Regions from separate parts of the Homo sapiens genome. Here region 2 is linked to region 1. A link is a contact called in ENCODE Hi-C or POLR2A ChIA-PET data. All regions are on one chromosome and are shown on one strand. The core of a region is the stretch at or near the end of the contact, and the rest is flanking DNA. Distances in the headings are between cores, read along the strand shown.

What was found. Hi-C counts contacts between places; a loop is a spot of excess contacts on that map. ChIA-PET counts read pairs that join two places held with the same protein, here RNA polymerase II (POLR2A). Pooled maps may share reads with other maps.
Region 2: a map with no recorded cell type shows a loop between it and region 1 (2.8-fold over the local background). The contact joins two enhancer-like sites. A Hi-C loop is called at or near these places in 4 of 168 maps with a recorded cell type or tissue (B cell, CD8-positive, alpha-beta T cell, Right ventricle myocardium inferior and 1 more), 10 of 37 single-sample maps with no recorded cell type and 12 of 50 pooled maps. POLR2A ChIA-PET finds 5 or more read pairs at or near these places in 11 of 52 experiments (A549, B cell, GM12878 and 8 more).

Annotation. Positions count from the first base shown.
Region 1 is chr20:51,455,347-51,462,376 of GRCh38, forward strand. The region is part of intron 5 of NFATC2 (nuclear factor of activated T cells 2); the gene reads right to left. Among named protein-coding and RNA genes, the nearest start is that of MIR3194, 5.9 kb to the left of the region's middle. RefSeq lists an enhancer at 888-1,493. Within about 2 kb of position 5,670, at least 4 of the 41 ENCODE cell types and tissues checked have a DNase peak (open chromatin) inside an H3K27ac peak, as active enhancers do; they include B cell, where a contact is called at or near this core.
Region 2 is chr20:51,420,093-51,426,957 of GRCh38, forward strand. The region is part of intron 9 of NFATC2 (nuclear factor of activated T cells 2); the gene reads right to left. Among named protein-coding and RNA genes, the nearest start is that of MIR3194, 29 kb to the right of the region's middle. RefSeq lists enhancers at 3,189-4,021, 4,908-5,500, 5,493-5,542. Within about 2 kb of position 4,284, at least 6 of the 41 ENCODE cell types and tissues checked have a DNase peak (open chromatin) inside an H3K27ac peak, as active enhancers do; they include B cell, where a contact is called at or near this core.

The DNA of each region.
Region 1 (7,030 bases), core at 4,420-6,919:
TGTCTGTCCTCCCCAGTTACCTGCATGTCTCCCTTCTCCACTTCTTGCAGGTCTCTACTCAGCTGTCACCTCCTCTGGGAGGCTTCTTTAACCCACCCCATCCCCTCCCAAGAGTTAAAACAGCAGTACCCAGCCCGGTCCCTCTCTCTCATTCTCTGTCACCTTTGCTTTCTCTGTCCTACTTTGCTTTTCTCCATAGAGCTTTTCACTTTCAGATACATTATATGTAGCTTGTATTGGTTTATCTTCTTTCATCTTTAACCTACTAGCATATAAGCCCAGGAAGGAGGGGCTTCGCTTTGTGTACTGCTGTAAGCCTAGACCAGGAATAGTGCCAAGAACCTAGGAGGAGAACGTACTAGTTGGTGGGTGGGTGGGTGGATGGGTGGGTGGGTGGGTGGGTGGATGGATGGATAGATGGGTGGATGGATGGATGGATGGATGAGTGGATGGGTGGGTGGGTGGGTGGGTGGATGGATGAATTGATGGGTGGGTGGGTGGATGGGTGGGTGGGTAGATAGATGGGTGGATGGATGGATGAGTGGATGGGTGGGTGGGTGGGTGGGTGGGTGGGTGGATGGGTGGGTGGGTAGATGGATGGATGAGTGGATGGGTGGGTGGGTGGGTGGATGTGTGGGTGGGTAGATGGATGGATGAGTGGATGGGTGGGTGGGTAGATGGATGAATGGATGGGTGGATGGGTGGATGGATGGGTGGGTGGGTGGATGGATGGGTGGAAGGGTGGGTGTGTGGATGGGTGGGTGGGTGGACAGATGGGTGGGTGAGTGGATGGATGGGTGGGTGGATGAATGGATATGAATATGTCTGTATCTCCCAGTATGTATTCTCAATACATCTATTTACATCTATGTCCTCATCTATACTTTAATAAATGAAAAATGGAGGAACAGGACAGGCCTGTGCTGAGCACTAAACCAGAATGCTATAGTTGAATGCTCATAGCAACCCTCTGAGGAAGGAAGTATTAAAATGATTCGCATTTGACTGGGGAGAAAACCAAAGCTAAGAGGAGTAAAGTCACCGCTTGGCCAAGGATCCATGGTGAAGCTTACATTTGAACCCTCAAAAGCAGGTTTCTCCAGCTCCAGCGCCCAATCTCTTAGGTTAACTAGCCAGCCACCTATTCCAGAAGCCAGGCTGCAGAAAAGAATGAAAACCTGCTCCAGCCACCTTCCCAGGGCAGGCAAGAAACAGATCCCAGCCACAGCCAGGGCCCCACCTCCTCAGGCCTCTCTCCTTCCAGCGTGGGCCAAGAGGCCAGGCCCGCCCCCTGGGGTGAGTCAGTCTGAGCTCTTGGCATTCCTCCCCAAGCCCAGAGAACTGGGCAGAGGGCCAGCCCCTTCCATGGCAGGAGCCTACGGACCTCCCCATCCGCGAGCCTGGGCAGCAACCGCGTGAGGCCCACGGCCCAATTCTAACCCTTCCCTCCTGCCTTGCCTGGGCCTCCAGGCCACTGGCATCCCCCTGCATCTGCTGGGGCCACTCAATGGAGCAACGATGCACTTGGCAACATTTCAGGAGTCGCCGTGCACCAGCCAGAGGCTTCCAGACACTCCACCTTGAGAGTGCCACCCAGCAGTGACTCAAACCAATCCCCTGATGGCTTTTCCCAACCCCAGCTCAGCCCAGGCACCCTCTGTTCCCAGAGACCCGCCTGCCAGCGCTGCCCCAGGGGCTGCCGGCTACAAGGATAGATTACAAAGACCTCTCCGCAGAAGCTGCTAATCTCTCCCACATGGGCTGGGTTATTAATCCTTTCTTTCAATATCAAAGTTTTGTGATGACTTCCTAATTGAGCTGCCACAAATGAGATTTATTAGCAGCAAGAGCAGCAGCTGCAGGTTCAGGCTTTGAAGATCTGCCTTTGATGAAACTGGGGAGCAGCTGGGGGCTTTTGGCCCCGGGGATGGGTGGTGCAGTGGCGAGAGCATCCCACCCATTTTACAGGTGGAAAGCCTGAGTCATCGCTACTGGGCAAGCCAGCCCAAGGCTTGCAGCCAGGAGGCCTGGGGACTGGAAGGGGCTGCAAGCTCTCAGTGCTGGGCGGGAGGCTGGCGCGGACAGTTGGGCTGTGAATCACTGCACGCTGCTGTGAACACAGCTCCTCTCTTTCCTGCGGCAGCCTCGTTGCTTCCCCCTTCAAAGCCTCATAGTCTCAGCAACCAACAGATTCAACCTTTGCCAAGTCTGCATTTCCTACCTCCCTACCTGAAGGAAAACTTTTTTTTTTTTAATGAAAATTTAAAGAGACAGAAAAAAGAGAAAACACGCCTTTAGCTATATTCTAGTACTACTACAACTCCAAGTGCAGGCCAGGGGCCTTGGCATCACTGGAGAGCTTGTCAGACATGCAGTACACCTCAGGCCCCACCCCAGACCTGCCCAGCCCAGGTCTGCAGTTTTACAAGGAGCCCATGTGATTCTTGCGCACTATCAAGTTTGAGAAGCTCTGTTCAGCCCTGGCCAATTAGAATGGGAATGGGAAGTTAAAAATACTGACACCCAGGCCCTCCTCGTCCTTTTTTTTTTTTTTTTTGAGACATGGTCTTGCTCTGTCACCCAGGCAGGAGTACAGTGGTGGCATCACGGCTCACTGCAGCCTCTGCCTCCTGGGCTCAAGTGATCCTCCCACCTCAGCCTCCCGAGTAGCTGGCATTACAGGTGTGTGCCACCACATCCTGCTTATTTTTGTAGAGGCAGGGTTTTGCCATGTTACTCAGGCTTGTCTTGAACTCCTGGGCTCAAGCGATCTGCCTGCCTCGGCCTCCCGAAGTGTTGGGATTATAGGCACGAGCCACTGTGTCTAGCCCAGGGCCCAATTCTAAAGCAAGGTTTCTCAACCTTGACACTATTGCCATTTGGAGCTGGGTAATTCTTTGTTGTCAGCAGGCAGGGGGTGTCCTGGGGGTGTCCTGGGCATTGTACAATGTTTAGCAGCATCCTTGGGTTCTACCTATCAGATGCCAGGAGCACCCTACCCCCCAGCTGTGACAACCAAGATTGTCTCCAGACAAGGCTGGATATCCCCTGGGGAAGAGGGGTGCAAAATCATCCCTGGTTGAGAACAGCTGTTCTAGAGATTCTGACTTAAATGGTCTGAGGGTCAGGACCCCAGCATTGTTTTTATCTTAAAAAAAAAAAAATCTTCAAGCCAGGTGCGGTGGCTCACGCCTGTAATCCTAGCACTTTGGGAGGCTGAGGCAGGCGGATCACAAGGTCAGGAAATCAAGATCATCCTGGCCAACATGGTGAAACCCCGTCTCTACTAAAACTCCAAAAAAAAAAAAAAAGAAATTATCTGGGCGTGGTGGTGGCATGTGTCTGTAGTCCCAGCTACTCGGGAGGCTGAGGCAGGAGAATTGCTTGAACCGGGGAGGCGGAGGTTACAGTGAGCAGAGATCACGCCCCTGCACTCCAGCCTGGCGACAGAGCGAGACTCCTCTCAAAAACAAAAAAAAATCTTCAAATGATTACAAGAGGCCACAGCCAGGTTTTATCTGTGGTACCATCACTGCAGGGTAATACAGGGCCCTGGGAGCTGCAAGAGAATACATCATTAACTGCTGCTTGGGCTCCGGGGTCAGAAAGCCATGGTTTTGAGTCCTGCATCTGCCATCCCTGCTCTGTGACCCTGGGCAAGTCACTTCACCTAAGTCACAGATGCCTCCTCTGTAAGGTCACAACAGTACCTGCCCTCACGGGTCTGCTTCAAGCAGTACAAGACCCTGCATATGACTATATGGACGCAGTCAGTACATAGATGGTAAAATATCAAATATCAACCCAAATGGTCATGCATGGATACACAGATAAACAAAGCGTGGTCTATCCATGCAGAATATTACTCAGTCATGAAAAGGAATGAAGTGCTGGTTCCATGCCATGACATGGGTGGACCTTGAAACCATTAAGTGAAGTGAAAGGAGCCAGACACAAAAGGACAAATGGCATAGGATCCCATTTATATCAATCGGCCAGAACAGGCAAACGCAGAGAGACGGAGAGCAGATCGGGGCTCACTGGGGGGTGGAAATTGGGCAGTGCCTGCTAATACGTGAGGCGTTTCTTTTTCTGGTGATAAAAAAAAGTTCTGCAGGCCAGATGGGGTTTTCTCAGCCTGATGTCACTCTGTCCGGGTCCAAGTTCTGTCTTCATAGTTTACTAGCTGTGTGGCCTTCGAGTGGCAGCTCTCTGTGCCTCAGTTTCCTCAGCAAAAATGATAAAGTTTGGCTGGGCGCAGTGGCTCAGGCCTGTAATCCCAGCACTTTGGGAGGCCGAGGCAGGTGGATCACCTGAGGTCAGAAGTTCGAGACCAGCCTGACCAATATGGTGAAACCCCATCTCTACTAAAAACTACAAAAATTGGCCGGGCCTGGTAGCATGTACCTGTAATCCCGGCTACTTGGGTGGCTGAGGTGGGAGAATCGCTTGAACCCAGGAGGCGGATGTTGCAGTGAGCCGAGATCACGCTACTACACTCCAGGCTGGGCAATAAAGCAAGACTTCATCTCAAAAAAACAAACAAAGAAACAAAACAAAACAAAAAAAAGTTCTGCAACTACAGAGTAGTGGTAGTTGCACAATATTGTGAATGTACTTCATGTACTGAATTGCATACTTGAAAATAGCTAAAATGGTAAATTTTATGTGTATTTTACCACAATAGGAGAAAATATCCTATATAAGACAAAACAGCCCATGCTTAGCACACAGTAACAACTCAAGACATGATGGTCTTTGCTATCGTTGACTTTCAAAAATGCCCCTCTTTTTCTTGCTAAGTTATTTTCACAACACTTTATTTGTTTAAACCCTTAAATCATAGCCCTACAGCAAGGAAGACACTATCACTCCCATCTAGAGAGGAGAGGACAGATGCTCAGAGCTCAGCTTCAGTGAAGGGCAGCACGTGCTCTTGGTTAAGGCTATAGTGTTGGACACCCCCCTGGTTGATCCTTGTAGGGGTTTTCACAGCTCTGAGCCTCAGTCTCCCCATCTGTAAAATGGGGCTGTTAACAGTCCCACTTCACAGGTCATTACGAGGATTAAACAAGTTCATCAAAAGCGTGTCTGGCTTAATAAACATGGGTCAGCAAGGTTAGCAACACTAAAAGCTGTAGCTTCTGAGAGGCTGTATGTGCCAGCCATAGACATTGTTGTCTTATATATTTTAGCATATATGTACCAAACATATGCATGTGTGTACACAGGTCACCTCTGTGGTCACTGCTGTTCTCGGTGAATCCTGAGCCATAACCCAGGTTTCTTCTTCTTTTTTTTTTTTTAATAGAGACTGGATGTTGCCATGTTGCCTAGGCTGATCTCAAACACCTGAGCTCAGGCGATCCGCACGCCTCGCCCTCCCAAAGTGCTGGGATCATAGGCATGAGCCACTACGCCTGGCCCAGGTTTCTTGACCCCAGTTGCCAGTGTTTCTCAAAGTGTGGCTCTCAGGTCACCTGTAGCAGAATCTTCCCCCAGCAACGCAGGGTCAGAAGGTGCTAGATAAAAATGCAGATACCCAGGCCACATCCCTCACCCTCTGTGCCCCAATCTCTCGGGCAGAGGCCAGACATTTGCATTTTAACAATCTTTCCGGGTGACTTGTCACGCACGTTTGCTTAAGAGCCAAGTTCCACACTTAAGAGGCCACCTGAGGACGGGGAACTCCTCCAGGGCAGGCCCCAGTCCTCAGAGAACCCAGAGGCAAAGCAATTAGCTTTTGAAAGAGGAACTGAAGCCAGCGCACAGCAGCCCAAATTACCCTCCTGAGCTCTACTTCTCTATTGCTCTCTGATGCAACCTCCATCACCTATGGCTGCTAATTGGGGTGACAGGTCCAGGGTGGGTGGGAGGCTCTAAGGAAGCCCAGTGGGCCTCCCAGGCTTGCACCCACCCTCCTCATCAGCCCCCCTTTCTCCCATTCATTTCTGAGACTGCAGACAATCCAAACCGCACAGCCTGCAGTTTTCCAACCAAACCAGGCACCTTGCTTTTAAAGTCATCTTTGAGGGCCTGGCTCAGGCCTGCGGGTGAAGTCTTGACCTCTGCTCCAGCTTAAGCTTCAAGGTGGCCCCTGCAAAGTGACTTCCCCAGGCTTCCCTCCTGCCCCTGGATTCTGGCACGTCATAAAGTGGCTTGGGGGGGCTCTTGTATTTTATGAGCTCTGAATCAACAGGACGCTGTTGGTTTAACCAGTTTGGGTGTTGACTTTGTCTTGCAACTGTGCCCACCTGCAGCACAGCAGCAGCCACCGCAAAGGTTCAGCGAAGAAAACTGACACCGGCACAGGGTTCCCCCACATCGCCCAAGTAGGCCTGGAAATGGGAAGTTATTGCCTGACTATCTGAAATTCGCCGTCAAGCCGGGTGGCCAAGAATTACGATCTATCCAAGAACCTCAGGAGAGACTGGTTAGAGAAATTCGCTCCTACAGAGAGGGCAGTTTCTGTTAATAACAGCGGACAGGCTGGGTGTGGTGGCTCACCCCTGTAATCCCAGCACTTTGGGAGGCCAAGGTGGGCAGATCACTTGAGGTCAGAACTTCGAGACCAGCCTGGCCAAGGTGGTGAAACCCCATCTCCACTAAAACTACAAAAAAAGTTAGCTGGGCGTGGTGGTACGTGCCTGGAATCCCAGCTACTTGGGAGGCTGAGGCAAGAGAATTGCTTGACCTGGGAGGTGGCGGTTGCAGTGAGTTGAGATTGCACCACTGCCCTCAAGCCTGGGTGACACAGCAAGACTCTGTTTCAACAATAAAAATAAATTTAAATTTAAGAAATAACAGGCCGGGCAGGGTGACTTATGCCTGTAATCCCAGCACTTTGGGAGGCTGAGGCTGGCAGATCACCTGAGGTCAGGAGTTTGAGACCAGCCTGGCCAACATGATGAAACCCCATCTCTGCTAATAATACAAAAAAAAAAAAAAAAATAGCTGGGCATGATGGCACGCACCTGTAATCCCAGCTACTTGGGAGGCTGAGGCAGGAGAACTGCTTGAACCCGGTAGG
Region 2 (6,865 bases), core at 3,034-5,533, 37 kb before region 1:
TAAAAACTGGTAAATAAAGGGAAAGAATCAAGCATTCATCCTGCTTTTCCTATATGAATTCTATCATTGTTGATGAAGGAAAGTTTCTCTTTATAGAAGTTTTCCAGCTAACAGTAGAGGAAGGGATGGCAGAATTAGAATAGAATATCACCATTTTATAATTCATGCACCACTGAATTAATGGAGCAAGGCACTGACTATCACCAAAAGACAGGCAACCCAACTCCACGTACCTCCTGTCAGAAGGATGTGTCATCACCCATGAAGCAATCTTGCCAAAAACAATTGAATCTGAATGAATGAAGCCTCTCAGTTTTACTGCTAACTTACAGGACATACAGAGGAGACAGGAACACACTAAAAACCTCATCATGGAGATATAACTGGCAAAAGCCAGACTGAAAAATTTCACAGGATAAACAACCTCATTTTTTCAACAAATAAATTGCAATATAATACTAATGATGAAACCAAAAAAGGATCTTATTATTTAATCTAGAGGAAGAACCTCTAGATTTAATCTAGGGGAAGAACCTCCCCATCAAACCAGACTTAAAACAAAGGCATCTGCTTGCAACGCTTGGTCTGACTCCCGACGCAAATGAACTATAATAAAAACAAAGAAGAAAACACTTTTATGATATTTATATATAAGACAACCGGAAGTTTAAACACTAGGTATTTCATGATATTAAGGAAGTATTATTAATTTCCATGTGTGCTAGTGGTCTTGTACTTTCAGAGTCCTTTTTTTAGAGATACATGCTATTTCTACACGAAATTATAGGATGTCTAGGATTTGCTTCAAAATATTGCTGTGTAGCTAGGCACCATAGCAGGCACCTACAGTCCCAGCTATGCTGGAGGCTGAGGCAGGAAGATTGTTTGAGCCCAGGAAATCGACACTGCAGTGCACCATGATTACACCTGTGAATAGCCACTATGCTCCAGCCTGGGCAACATAGCAAGACCCTATGTCTTAAAAAAAAAAAAAAACAAAAAAAACTAATAACAACAAACCCCCAAAACAAAATTACCAGGTAATGAATATAACAGGATGAAGGTGTAGAAGAAATCAGATTGGCCATGCATTGATAACAGCTGAAGCCTCGTGGTGGGTATGTAGGGGTACCTTGTACTATGCTATAGTTACATATGTTCAAAATATTTAATTAAAAGTTTTAAAATCTTACCCCCATTTAAAAATCTTCCCCAGCCACAAGGAGGGGAAGGAAGGTAGAGGGAGGGAACACTTTCGAAGGCCCCGGCCGGATGCAGGTCCTGGATTAATGAGCCTTGGATATGTGTGGCACTTCCGTAATGGGGGCACAATTCAAACGCCTAATGGGTCCAGATAGGAACCCTGAATGAGTGAAATCGGTGAAGTCTAAGAGGAACAACAAAACAAGTGTGAAGATAAATAACAATGGACAATCCACCTATCGTCGGAAGACAAAAGGGAATGGCGGGGGCTGTGGACAGAGCAAGTGGATGTTCCAACTAAAGGAAGTAGCCTCTGCTCAGGGCCAGCCTTGGTTTTGACTCCCAGTAGCTGCCATGCAGGAGGTGGGGCCCAAGGTGGCTAGATCCTTGGATTTTCTAAGCAAAGTCAGAAATCCCTATTTTTATGTGCAATCCCCGGTTTTTCAACACTGGCATCTAATCAAAATATTTTTTCAAATACCGTGTGGGCCAAACAAAATATCTGCGGGCGAAATGCAGCCCATGGAGCACCAGTTGGCCGCTCCTTTTCCAAGTGCTGAAGCAGACCACAACTCAATCCAGTTGGGGAGAGGGTGCTTTCATCAAGTTTGGGTCAATTCTTTTTTGGGCATTTAATAAAGCTGAGAATTCAAAAGACACCATCAACTTCCAGAAATCTATAAGAACCGGCTGCGGAACATTTCAAAGGCGTCCTCCACGTCATCAGCTTATGCAACAGAACCTCTACTTTGCCCAGAGTTTTGGAAATTAACAACGAGGGAGTGTCCTTTCAGCTTTCCTGGGATAGTGGAACTAACAGGCTTCAGATGAAACCTATTTGTTGGTTTGCAGACAGCCTGGGACTTAAGTCCAAACTGCTCGCAACAGACAGTCCTGCCATAAAACCAAGTTGGGGTGCTCAAGGCTCATCATAAAATGACCAGAGAATCCACTTCGGCTGCCTTGCCAGAGATCTGATTTTATGACTGTTTAAAGGGATGAGACAGATGTCATCCCCAAACCTGAGAGCAGCAGAATTTGTTGCTGAGGACCAGAACGGACTCCTTCAAATTCAGCCCTCAGTTTGTCTTTGACTTCATCTAGAGAAAGATTCTTGACACTCTGGATGGGCAAAACAGGCCCCAGCCCTGCGTCTATTCACAGGCACAACTTGACCAGATCCCTGGATCCATAAAAAATTAAAGAGGTGTCAAAAATGCAGCAGAGAAGAGCCAAATAAATGGTTTCATCATTCCCCAGGAAGAAAACCCCTCTTTTTTTTTTTTTTTTCTGAAAGGGTGGAAACTAAAGGAAAATTGGTGCTAAAACAAAGTTGAACTGGTTCAGAGCAAAAAGAGAGTCCAGAATGTTACTTGAAGGCAGCACACACCAAAACACACCCAAATCTCAAGTCTAGGAATGACTGGCAACCACAGCTACTTCAGGGCAGGGGGCTTTCATTTGTTCTTTGTGGGTTTTCCCCTGGGAAAACAAAGCTTTGCCCTTGATCCAAAATGGGTTTATCAAGGGTGGGAAGGGAAGGAGCACAGAGAATAATCTAGTGTATGAAATGAGTTGAGTAACTGCCACCCAATTCATAGACTAAAGTAACCAAATTCTTTTTCAAGTTCTACATTTCTAGAGAGAAACAGACTACAGCTAGCGCTGATATTAGAAAGTTATGTAGATTTTTTAACATTATGATATTCTGGCTGGGCACAGTGGCTCACGCTTATAATCCCAGCTTTTTGGGAGGCTGAGGCGAGAGGATCACTTGAGCCCAGGAGTTCGAGACCAGACTGGGCAACATAGCAAGACCCTGTGTCTCTATAAAAAATAAAAAGTTGAGCCAGGCATGGTGGCATGTGCCTATAGTCCCAGCTACTGAGAAGACTGAGGCAGGCAGATTGCTTGAGCCTGGGAGGTTAAGGCTGCAGTGAGCTATGGGGGCACCACTGCACTGCAGCCTGGGTGACAGAGTGAGAGACCCTCTCTCAAAAAAAAAAAAAAAAAAAAAAAAGGATTATCTTGGGTTGTGGCTGGAATCAGGGAAAATCCATTGCAGTTTCCAGCCCCACAAGTTATGCTGCTGAAAACCATCACCTGAGTGGCGGCATCATCCTGAAATGAGTGAGGTAGCTGGCATGGTACATCCAGCATAGCACACCCACAGAGCAGGGAAGTGAGTCTTAGCCCTTCTGCCCTGTGTTCTAGTAAGAATGAAACTACAAAGGAGGGCCTTTAAAATTGGTTATGATGCTGACCTACCCATAAATCTTGCTTAAAGGAGCACCTCACTCTTTCACAAGGATATTCACCTGTTACCACAAGAGAATAGCCTCATTTGGAAATTAAATGTAGCATAAACAATTCAGAACAATTAAAAGTGCTGGTTCCAGCAGATGACTGGGAGCCCACGAATGACACTGGATGCTGCCTCTCACTTGGTCCTCTTTTTTAGGAGCTGTCTGCTTTTGGTAGGAAAGATGCTGCTCTGGAATGAGGGCTGCGTGGACAGCAAGTCTGGGAAGGGACTTTCTTGTGGTTTGGTGGCTTCTGACCTCCAAATGCAAGTGCACATTCCTTTGGAAACACTTGCTTTGCAGAATTTCAAAAAGATCACTGAGCGTTTCTGGGTCTGGAGTCGGCTGGAACGTAGCTCTCTTACATAAGCCAGAAATGCAGAGTCCACATCATTCGGGATGAAAGGACAGCTAAGTGGCACAGCTTGAAATCTGACATTCTTAGAAAGGGAGGGGAAACAAGAGAGGGAAACGAGAGATGCCCCAGGGACAGATACCTGCATATCGTTTAGGCACCCAGGAGAGGGACAGAGAACGGCTACCAGCTCAATTCAATGATCTTCCAACAGCAACTCTTGCAGATTCTGTGGGCTCCTCTGTAGGCAACCACAGTTTTCTGGACTTTGACATTTTCAAGACTCAAACTATCCTTTGCTGAACCTTTGCTGAATTTACAGAGGTAGCCTGACAACATACTTGAGAATTCAGGCCAAGAGTCAGCCTCCTGGCTCTTCGTCAGAGCCTAGCTCTGCCCCTGCCCCTATAGCTCACAACTGACAAGGAAGAGGAGGAGGAGGAAAATGTCACTGCGGTTAGGGGAAGAAGAGTGATCAGCAACTACTGAACCCTCACCGTGCGCGTCTGGTACTGGGCAAAGAGCTTTACAGGACGCCCCCATTTTCATTCTTACGGTAACCCAGAGAGTCGGGCACCATTATAAGTGACTTGGCCAAAGTTACAAAAGAGGGCAGTGATGAGGCCAGACTGAGAGCCAGGCAGGACAACCACAGCAACTCTTTGCCAGACAAATCCTAGAACTGAGGCTGGGCCTTCAGACCAACCATCCAATTCCTGAGAATGGGTCCCCATTGACCAAATGACAGGTACAGGACAAATCGTCAGCACTGTGGGTAACAGCAAGTGATACGGAAGTTTCCACCCATGGGGGACCTGTGTGTACGTTTTACCACCTTTTGTAGAAAAGGGGAAAATAAGAATACATGTGTATTTGCATATGCTCGGGATTACATTAAAAAAAAAAAAACCCTAAAGCATTCATCCTCAAGGTGGATGACGTTGCTTCCACGGGGGTAAAAATTGGTTCTCTGCGGGAGGGGTGTTGAAAAAAATCTTCCATATGACAATGCTTTGTGGCCCTGCAAAGGGCTATGGTACATGAACAGACACATTGTGTGTCTATAGCACTGACATTTCATGGCATGGAGATTAGGAAAAAAATTGTCTTAAAAGGCTCCTGGCTGGGGGTGGGGGGTTGGTAATAATGAAACAAAGGTTGAGAAATAATGTTCTAGGAGGCTAGAGAAAAACCAGTATTAGAGAGCAGACCAGAAGGGGGAAGACATCTTCTGCTGGATGTCTTTTTTATATATTTTTCCTAAACATAGGAACATATTACCTATATAAAGATACATTTTTAAATGAAGGCAAAAAAAGGACGCTGGCAAAAGCCCTCCCAACGGGGGCCTGGCCTTTTATTGGTGTCGGCTCCAGGTGGCCATGTGAGTTAAACCTGCTGCTGGCGGTTTCTGGTGGTTACTGGTGTACCAGCAAGGCCTACGCTGAGATACTCAGACCGGGCTCTCCAGGTGCCCACAGCCTCTGGGCCACTTGGCTGGGCAACTGCCTGGCTCAGTTCTCATCAGCACAGAGACTCCCTGTGTCTCACCCTCTGTCGGCACCAGGAGGCCCAGCCCTGCCGGGGTCATCGTGGCTGCCGGGCTCACGGCAGGGCTCTGCGGTGACCAGGCTCCGCGTGGGCTTTGCACGCCTCCCCACACAGGAGCCGCTTTGTCCCAGGCTTGCCGTGGGCACTGAGGGGCCCTAGTGAAAGATCCCTGAACTGCTGAACAAAGCAGGCCAGTTACAAAACACTTTTCCATCGCTGGGTTCCTTTCCCTGCTTCCTGAGCTTTGGAGGGTGGGTCTCTCTGTTCATTCCTCCCCCGCCTGTTTCTCACGCATTGGTGCACCCAGCTTCTGCGTAGAGCCTTTTCAAAGCACATCCATGGCCCCTCTGCCAGAGGCACAACTGGCAAAACCTGGGCCACTGGTCCACACTCCTCCAGGGAGCCATGGCAGGGGATACACTCACTGGAGTTCTCAGCAGCCCCCGGCGAGGACATCATCTCCCTCATGCAGATACACATCCTGAGGTCCCCTGGAGGAAGCGGGGGGAGGGAGCCTTGGGCAGTGCTCTGGGGCTACGTCCACTCATCTATCCCATGGAAGAAGCAGGGCATGAGGGTGAGGAAGCCCATCTCCAAAGATCAGAGTAGCCCATTTTTTCTCCTACACAAATAGATTTTTAAAATTTGAACCATGTCCTACAAGAAATCAAGGCAATTAAATTCATAAACAAGGCTGGGCATGGTGGGTCACAGCTATAATCCCAGCACTTTGGGAGGCCGAGGGGAATGGATCACCTGAGGTCAGGAGTTCGAGACCAGCTGGCCACTATGGCGAAACCATGTCTCTACTGAAAATACAAAAATTAGCCAGGCGTGCTGGCAGGCACCTGTAGTCCCAGCTACTTGGGAGGCTGAGGCAGAAGAATCACTTGAACCCAGGAGGCAGAGGTTGCAGCGAGCCAAGATCATGCCACTGCACTCCAGCCTGGGCAACAGAGCGAGACTTTGTCTCAAAAAAAAAAAAATCATAAACAAAACAGCAGATCACATTTATGGAAGATCCCTTTTATTGACATGCACTAACTCATCATCCTCAGCACAGCCTTTGAAGGGAGGAACTGTGACTGTCTCATTCTACAGATGGGGACATGAAGGCACAAGGCAGCAAGTAACTTGCCTGAGGTCAGAGTCAGTGATGGAGCTGACACTCAAGACACAAAAGAGTCATGAAATCTGACTTTTGTTTGTATAAAAAGGCAACATGAATCTCTGGAGTTAGAAGGCAGGATGGTGGTCACTTTTGTAGAAGGGAAAGGGACATCTGGGGGCTTCTGGGGTGCCAACAAGACTGTCATAATCCAGGTGGCAATTCTGTGGGTGGCCCGCTTGTGAAATATACAGAATGCACTACTGATTTCTGAATGTGCACATAATTAAGCACTTTACATGAAGAACAGGGCAGAAGTAGATTTAAGAATAAGCAGACTGATTT